Linked DNA regions of Homo sapiens: regions 1 and 3 are each linked to region 2. Evidence: chromatin loops called from intact Hi-C (ENCODE). Cell type or tissue: dorsolateral prefrontal cortex. All regions are shown on one strand. Region 1 overlaps MAMDC4 (MAM domain containing 4). Region 2 holds the start of FBXW5 (F-box and WD repeat domain containing 5). Region 3 holds the start of AJM1 (apical junction component 1 homolog).

What was found. Peaks named below come from ENCODE experiments on the same cell type or tissue, not always from the same donor. Only the 100,000 strongest peaks of a DNase experiment are listed, where the experiment ranks them.
Region 1: a loop joins it to region 2, with 2.4 times the contacts of the local background. A loop is called at or near these places in 74 of 110 quality-filtered maps.
Region 3: a loop joins it to region 2, with 4 times the contacts of the local background. A loop is called at or near these places in 73 of 110 quality-filtered maps.

The regions. Positions count from the first base shown.
Region 1 is chr9:136,857,937-136,860,436 of GRCh38, reverse strand. It overlaps MAMDC4 (MAM domain containing 4), which reads right to left. Exons shown (of 27, transcript NM_206920.3): 20 at 2,340-2,458; 21 at 2,161-2,251; 22 at 1,891-2,037; 23 at 1,584-1,718; 24 at 1,305-1,432; 25 at 1,120-1,228; 26 at 373-551. Among named protein-coding and RNA genes, the nearest start is that of MAMDC4, 6.8 kb to the right of the region's middle. RefSeq lists an enhancer at 2,156-2,500. In dorsolateral prefrontal cortex, no CTCF peak of the experiment used is centred here; a DNase peak (open chromatin) is centred at 1,196; H3K27ac peaks cover 1,704 bases.
Region 2 is chr9:136,943,549-136,946,048 of GRCh38, reverse strand. FBXW5 (F-box and WD repeat domain containing 5) reads left to right here and starts at 1,311. Exons shown (of 9, transcript NM_018998.4): 1 at 1,311-1,455; 2 at 1,943-2,158. The coding sequence starts at 1,966. C8G (complement C8 gamma chain) reads right to left here and starts at 806. Exons shown (of 7, transcript NM_000606.3): 1 at 591-806; 2 at 279-415; 3 at 50-120. The coding sequence starts at 728. RefSeq lists silencers at 1,268-1,847, 2,228-2,297 and an enhancer at 2,133-2,500. In dorsolateral prefrontal cortex, a CTCF peak has its summit at 1,159 (motif pointing left); a DNase peak (open chromatin) is centred at 1,298; H3K4me3 peaks cover 1,570 bases; H3K27ac peaks cover 2,296 bases.
Region 3 is chr9:136,841,052-136,843,551 of GRCh38, reverse strand. It overlaps RABL6 (RAB, member RAS oncogene family like 6), which reads right to left. Exons shown (of 15, transcript NM_024718.5): 15 at 2,365-2,500. AJM1 (apical junction component 1 homolog) reads right to left here and starts at 1,074. Exons shown (of 3, transcript NM_001080482.5): 1 at 963-1,074. RefSeq lists enhancers at 1-829, 961-1,255, 1,245-1,384, 830-1,711 and silencers at 605-934, 1,881-2,175. In dorsolateral prefrontal cortex, CTCF peaks have their summits at 887 and 1,091; DNase peaks (open chromatin) are centred at 1,091 and 2,071; H3K4me3 peaks cover 2,000 bases; H3K27ac peaks cover 2,500 bases.

The DNA of each region.
Region 1 (2,500 bases), 86 kb after region 2:
CGATTCTCCTGCCTCAGCCTCCCGAGTAGTTGGGATTACAGGTTCCTGCCACCATACCCAGCTAATTTTTTCTAGTTTTAGTTGAGACGGGGTTTCACCATGTTGGGCAGGCTGGTCTCAAACTCCTGACCTCAGGTGATCCGCCCACCTCAATCTCCCAAAGTGCTGGGATTACAGGTGTGAGCCACCGCGCCCGGCCAAGGAGGAGGAGCTTTGACAGTGGTGGCTGGGAGAGGCAGGGCAGGGAGGGCAAGGATGGGCCTTGCACAGGTGGGGGCTCCTCCCCGGGGGGTTGTGTCCCGCCACTGCCCGCCCTCCAGCGTCACAGCTGAGCACAGAGGCTCCTGCCCACCCATCCCCAGGGGCTCCTACCGCATTGAAAAGGATGTTGTCAAAGCCAGGGGCTGTGGCCTCTGTGTTGCTCTGGAAGGGGCAGCTCCCCTTCTTCTGCAGCCAGCGCCGTCCCCCAAGTCCCAGCAGCACCAGGAGCATGAGCAATAGGAGGGCACTGCCAACCACAGCTGGCACAGACCCGGGTGCGGCTGTGTTCCCTGTGGGCCATAGGGACATGTGAGCCCTCCAAAGCAGCCCCCACATCTGGGGCTAAGGAGGAAGCCTGGGGCTGCATGGTCCCTCAGCCTCTGCTGGCTCCTGGGGTTCACCCCTATTTCAAAGGCAGAGGGTATTGGTTCTGCTACCACAAGGATGGGGCCTGGCAGACAGGCAGCTGCTGTCTGCAGACTTGGTGGGGCTCATGGCCCCAGGCGAGATTCTTTCCCTCACCAAGTGAGAGCAGTCAGTGGCTGCCCTGACCCGGCTGGCGGTTCCTCCAGGATGGACCTTGCCCTGGGTGTGGGCACAGGGAGCACAGAGGCCACAGCCAGGCAGGGCAGGCCCCAGAGGCTGCACCCCAGGGACAGCCCAGCCCAGGCAGCGGCCCCAGGGGTGAGCAGGGCAGAGTGAGGAGGGCACAGGGCCTGGGCCTGGCAGCTCTCTTGTCCTGTCTGGGTGCAGCATGCTCGCAGCTCCTGGGACCACACACTGGTAAGCCTGGCAAACCCCGAGCCAGGCTGGCCCCTTGGGCCCTCCTCCGTGCCTCCACTGCAGCCCAGGGCTCACCCGGGCTGGGGGCAGGCTGCTGGCAATGCTGCCCAGCCAGATACTCCACGTCATCCAGGGCAATGGGCCCCAGGGCTGGCTGGCCGCCCAGAGTGGCTTCAAACACGATCTGATGGAGAAGGAAAGGAGTTTGTGTGGGCCCTGGGTGGAGGAGGAGGAGGCTCCTTGCCCACAGCCAGCCTCACCTGGAACTCCTTGGCACTGGCTACCTCCACCTGGGCCTCCAGCCACTGGTGCCGCCGATGCCCGCCTGCGCCCCACACAGCCAGCTGGCCCTGAGCACTGTGCAGCAGTACCTTCAGCTCCCCCTTGTCTGAGAGCAGGGCCAGGGCGTGTCAGGCCTGGGGTCCTGGGGCTCCTGCACGCCTAACCAGGGGCGGGCTGGGGAGGCCACCTCCCCACCTCTGCTCCTGGACCCCTGCTGCCCCCGTTGCCCAGGCACCCATTGGCCCAGCCGGACTCACAGAAGTGCTCAGGAAAACCCATGTGGTACCAGAAGCGGAGGCAGGAGGCTGGGGTGGCCGGCAGAGGCTCGCTGCGCAGCCAGGCGGCCCGGCCCCCGGGGCCCAGCACGCCAGTTTCAAAGAAGGCAAAGTGGCCTGGGAACAAGAGGAGGCTGATGCCCAGCTGATGGGCAGAGCCAGCCCTCAGGGCCCGAGCAGAGGCTCGGTGAGCAGGGCCTCCTCTGGATGGGGCATGTACTCTGTGGGTGGGCAGCAGGAGGCCAGGTGGCTGTGTGTGCCTCCCCACCTGGCTCCAGTGGGCACGTACCTGCCTCTGTGCCCAGGGTGTGGTCCACAGGGGGCTGGGGGTAACGAGAGGGGGTGGCTCCCCCGCCCCAGTCCCAGCTGTATCCGCCCAGGCCGGGCCAGGCCAGGTGGCTCCAGCCACACAGGCCAGACTCAAAATCACAGGAACCTGCAGGACATGGGTGGGTGAGTGGTGCTGCCCCACGGCCCAAGCCCTGGGCACCACGACTACGAAGGGAAAGGGCTAGGCAGGCACCCCAGAGCAGGGCCGAGGCCACGGCAGGGCTCCCACCTGGCTGAGGGCAGGGCCCGTCCTGGAGGAGCAGATCATCCAGAGCCACGTAGGAGTGTGCCACGCCTGCGGCCACTGCCTCAAACACCACCTGGCGGGTGCAGGGCAGGGCAGCCTCAGCGGGTCCAGGCAGCCCTCGGGGGAGGGGGAGGGGGAGGGGCACCCCACCCTGCACTCACCCTCCAGGCTCGCTCGGCCTGCACGTCCATGCTGCCCAGGCGCCAGGCAAGCCCGCCGTGGGCACTGAGGCTGAGCACCTGGTGCCTCCCGCGCTCCTCCAGGTAGACCCGCAGGGTGCCTGCCAGCAGGGGCGGCCCAGGTCAGCAGTGTGGGGAGAGCA
Region 2 (2,500 bases):
CAGTGGCTGCGTCATCCCCCACCCACATGCCCTGCAGCCCCTGCCTCACCTTGAAGCAGGAAGCGGCCGAGGACCCCTGTGTCTCCATAGAGCTGGCGCACCTGCCAGCAGATCCCATCCCTGGGGGGGCGGGGAGGAGGCACCACAGGCTGGGAGACCCCAACCAGGAATCCTAGTCCAGGCCACAGCCGGGGTGGGGTCAGGGGCCAGAGCAGGGCTGAAGTCCGGGGGCTGAGAGGAGGGTTGGGGTTAGGGTGCAGGGCTGCTCTGGGACTCACAGCTTTCGGAAGGTACTGACAGCCATGGCTGTGCCCTGGGGAGCCACATGCAGTGTGGTGGCCTCGGCCCGGTGGCCCTGCTCCTGCAGGAAACGGCAAGCGGAGCCCACAGCCACAAGGAGCCAGGTCCCTGCAAACTGGGGGCAGACCATGGGAGAACTCGAGGGCACTGTGGGAGGGCCCCTCACCTGCTTCCCTCTACACCCCCCACAACTTCACCTGCTTCCCTCTCCCCCGCAACAACTTCTACCTGTCTCCCTCTACCCCTCCCACAACTTCTACCTGCCTCCCTCTACCCCCCCCAACTTCTACCTGCTGAGCATCAAAATTGGCCTTGGGCTGGATGGTGCTGATGGGGGATGCGGGCCGGCGTGGCCTCTGAGGCTTCTGGCCCAGCGAGCCAGCTGCCAGGAGCAGAGTCAAGAGGGTCGCAGTCCCAGGGGGCAGCATGGTGGCGGCAGCAGGGTGGCAGGACTGTGGGAGGCCAAGGGTAGCACCACCAAGTCCCAGGACAGAGTCTACTCTGCTGTCACAGAGCCCAGCCCAGGAAGTCCATGTCCATCCGTTGCCTCCCCACCCCCCACCTCCAGCCTCCTCGTGAGCCTAGCTTCGATCTGCACTTCCTGGCAGGGCCCTGGCACCATGTCCTATGTACAAAGTCCGAGTTGACCTCTGGCTGTTTATCCATTTCTCCTGCACCCCTGATTTCCACCGACAGTCCTTAGCCCTTTACACGTTATCTTCCTTAAACCATCACCCAGTGGTCTTATCTCCATGGCCAACGTCACGGGGTTCATGAAGCCACTTGCTCAGGGCCCGGCAACAGGGAGCGCCGGAGGCGGGTCCCGAACCAGCGTTCGTTGAGCCTCGCCTGCAACCCCGCCCACGACCGCCGCCCGCTGGCCACAAGGGGCGCTGTTCCCAATGCGCCCGAGTGCGCGCAGGCGCACAAAGAAAAGCCGGCCAGGCCGCCGGAGCCCAAGGCGCAGGCGCACGAGGGGCGGATGCGGGCTACCCGCGCGCTCTGCCTTCCTCGGCCATCGATGCCTCGGGGCTCGTGGCGTCGGGCCTGGCGGGCTCCCCGTTGGGCGGGGGCGGCGGTCCGAGCGGCTGCGGCAGCGGAAGCGGGTCCGGGTCGCGCAGGGCGGGGGCGGCGCAGCGGGCGGAGGCGGCCGTGGTGAGTGCGCCTGCGGCCCTCGGGGGTCCCGCCTTGTCGTCCCCGCCCGCCTTGGGCGAGTGCAGGAGCCCCGAGGCCGCCCGTGCGCTCGTCCCCGCCGTCCGCCCCGAGCCCGCCGGGCAGAGCTGCTCCAGGGCCGCAGGGCGGAGGCCACTGCCTGGCCGCCCCGAGCTTCCTCTCGGCGGAAGCCCGTCCCCGGACGGCGCCTGGTGTCCCCGTGCCTCGCGTGCGGCGGTCCGGGCCCTGGCGGGCTGAGGGGCGCCCGCTGCCGGCCGCAGGAGGCCGGGGGATGACGCGGCGGAGAGGGGCCGGCCCGGCCCGCCCGGAGCTGCCGGGTCCTTGGTTGGGCGGCGGTACCCGGGCGTCCCCTGCAGACACGCAGCCCCGTGGAACTCCCGGCGGGACGGTTGGGGCTGGAGGAACAGGACGCCCGCTCTCGGCCTCCCTTCCCGGGCCTGGGCTGAGGGCAGCCGTTGGTGGGTTTCAGGGCCGCCTGGGCAGAATGTCACGATGGACGAGGGCGGCACGCCCCTGCTCCCCGACAGCCTGGTCTACCAGATCTTCCTGAGCCTGGGCCCGGCCGACGTGCTGGCCGCCGGGCTGGTGTGCCGCCAATGGCAGGCCGTGTCGCGGGACGAGTTCCTGTGGAGGGAGCAGTTCTACCGCTACTACCAGGTGGCCCGCGACGTGCCCCGACACCCAGGTCAGTGGCGTGTGGGGCCCCTACCCACGTTCTGCAGCCAGGGCCCCGGGCCCCTGCGCTTGGGGGTCAGCCTGGCTGGGGGCCCGCCCCGCGGCCCCGCGTGTCCATGCTCACCCCCCCACACCCTGATAGAGGCCTGTCAGGACACAGCGCAGGCGCCCCTCAGAGCTTGGAGGCCAGAGGGTTCATTGGGTCACTTGGGGGGTGGGGGGTACAGGGGTCTCTGTGAGCTACAGGGTTGAATCCCCCAGCCGAGGCCTATGCCATGACTAGTGGGTTCCAGGGGCACCACGGGGCCTGCCAGGACTGCTGGGGCCACACTCGGCTCATGGCCGTGACTGC
Region 3 (2,500 bases), 100 kb after region 2:
CACCCCCCTAGGGTTTGCAAGGCAGTCCCAAGCCATCGAGCCGCGAGCTCGTGGCAGCCCCTCCTCTGAGCTGCGCACCAGGCCTGGAAGCTGCCCGCTGGGGGTGGGCAGGGCGGAGGGTGGGGGAAGCCCCACTGCTTTGCAGGAGAGGGCCCTCCCCATTTCGCTCAGAAGGTTCCATGGAAACCTGCATTTCTTAGGCCCCCACGCGGCAGGCTGGCCTGGGTTCAGATGTGGGCTGCCAACCCCTCTGTGATCCCAGAGCCAGCTGGGGGGTGCGTCAGAGAGTGGCCACAGGCCTGGCCTCTGCACACCCAACACCTGGTCTGGGGGGTCTACCCCAGAGTGAGCTGGGGAAAGCGGGTACCTGGCCAGGCCCCTTGCAGGGCAGAACCTCAGGTGGATGGGCCTCTCGGGGTCTGGCCGGGTCCCCCCTCTGTGTCCCAGGTGTGCAGGGGCTTCCTGCTGGCAGGGCTGTTTTTCTGGGTCAGGGCCACGAGTCCCAGGCCTTGTGCCCATCCCAGCCTCCCCCGCCCACCCCCCCATCTCCCCCCTCCACCCCACCCGTGGCAGGACTGTCTACCCTCCTGCTCCCTCTTTCATGCTAAGCTCAAGGCCAGGCCGGAATCCGGCCGGATGACAGGGTGTGAGGCTCCACCCCAGGGAGGTGACAGTCGGCCTTGCTGGCTGCAGCTGTCGGTGACACCCCCTCCCGTGGGGATGGGGGTGGGGTCGGCCCTCTCCCGGGCCCAAGGCCTTCTGGAGCCCACGGAGATGGCTGGCGGCCTTCCCCACCTCCCAGCCCTGCCTTGCCTTGCCTTGCCCTGGCTGGGAGCGGCCCTTCAAGGGATACAGCCGGTGTTGCCTGGGGGCGGGGACTCCCCATCCTTTCGGCTGCCCTAAGGCAGCTTCCCCCGCCCATGACGGTGACACACTCAGCAACTCGGCCCCTAGCCCCTTACCTGGGTGCTGCTCTGGCTGTGCCCCGGTGGGCTGTGCCACCCCCAGGTCGGCTCCTCTGTGTCCCCGGCACTGCTGCGTCCCCGGCACGGGCAGAAGCTTCCAGGCAGCAGCGCGGATCCTGGCCTGGCTGCTCAGTGCTGCCCCTGATGGCAGCTGAAGGGGCTGTACTTAAAGGGGCCGCACCCAGTGGGGGCTGCACCGTGGAGCTGGGGATCATGAGCTGCACTGGCTCCAATTTGGGGCTGTGCAGAGCACAGGGTCCCTGCAGCACCCCCAAGACACAGACCTCAGTGTCTAAGCAGGAGTCTTGTGGCCCGGAGCAGCCTGCCAGTCCCGCCAGTGTCACCCCAACACACTTGCCTGAGAGGAGGGGCCCGAACCCTGGCCTGGGCTGCAGAGATTGGTCAGGGGCATCTTGGAATTCGCATCTCCTGTCGGGCGAGGCAGGAGCAGATGGGCTACTCTGTGCCCCACTGGCCTCTCCCCAGGCCCTATCTGCTTCAAGGCTGCCAATGCCAAAATCTTGGCGGGTACCTGGGGCCAGATGGCCCCTGCAGCCTCTTGTGTCCCCAGGATGCCATCCTCTCTGGGTGAGGCCACTCCTGCATCCGGTCCCTGCCAGCCTGGGAAGGCCTGCACGTGACCTGCCATACCTGCCTGGTAATGTCCTCGTCCCACTCTGCCAGCCCCTCCCCAAGGCATTGGGCCTGGGAACGTTCTAGCTTGGCAGAGGGGTGGGGAGCTGATGCCCTTGGCTCTGAAGGGCAGGACCTACCCCATTCTGCACTGTTCAAAGCAGGGCCCACTGAAACCCCAACATAGCCGTCCATGGTGTGATCCTGTCAAGTTCACGTACTGTCGACCCATCCCCACACCAGGCGAACCCCTGAACCCGGCCCTGACCTCATGGGCTGTGGGCTAAGGGGCCAGGCTAAGCTTGCTGTGGGCCACAGCACCTGCTCAGGGACTGCAGTGACTGCCCAACACCCTGGGGCCACAAGGCTCCCAGGCAGAGGAGCCTCCAGCTTGGCCACCTCCTCCCCTTCACTGGCACACTCTTCCTGCCTGCCCTGCAGGGTTCTCATGGCAACAGTAGCTGTGGGGGTGGAGGCTGGGCGCTGCTGACAGCTGGAGGGGGCAGGAGCCTGAAGGCGGGGGGCAGGGCTGCAGGCGGCTGCCTGGGAGCCTTGCAGAGTGGACTTCCACCTCCTGGGGCTGAGGTCGCCAAGCGTGCTGCGTGCAGCTGCTGAGCCCTGGCACAGGTGGGCTGGAATGTACCCAGGGTGTGGCCAGACTTGGTGGGACGTCCTCACACCACTGCTGGGCAGCCTCCTGCCAACCCACGGCAGCCTGGGCCCGGGGCAGCGGGAGCAGAGGTACAGGCAGAAGAACAGACACACGCAGAGTGAAACAGGAGTGCTTTATGGTCTGAGTGGAGTGTTTGGGAGGAGTGCCTCCCGGCTCCTGCCTTCGGGCTCACCTGAGCGGGGGCGCAGCTGAGGCCACTGTGGGAAACACAACCCCCACTCCCAGGAGA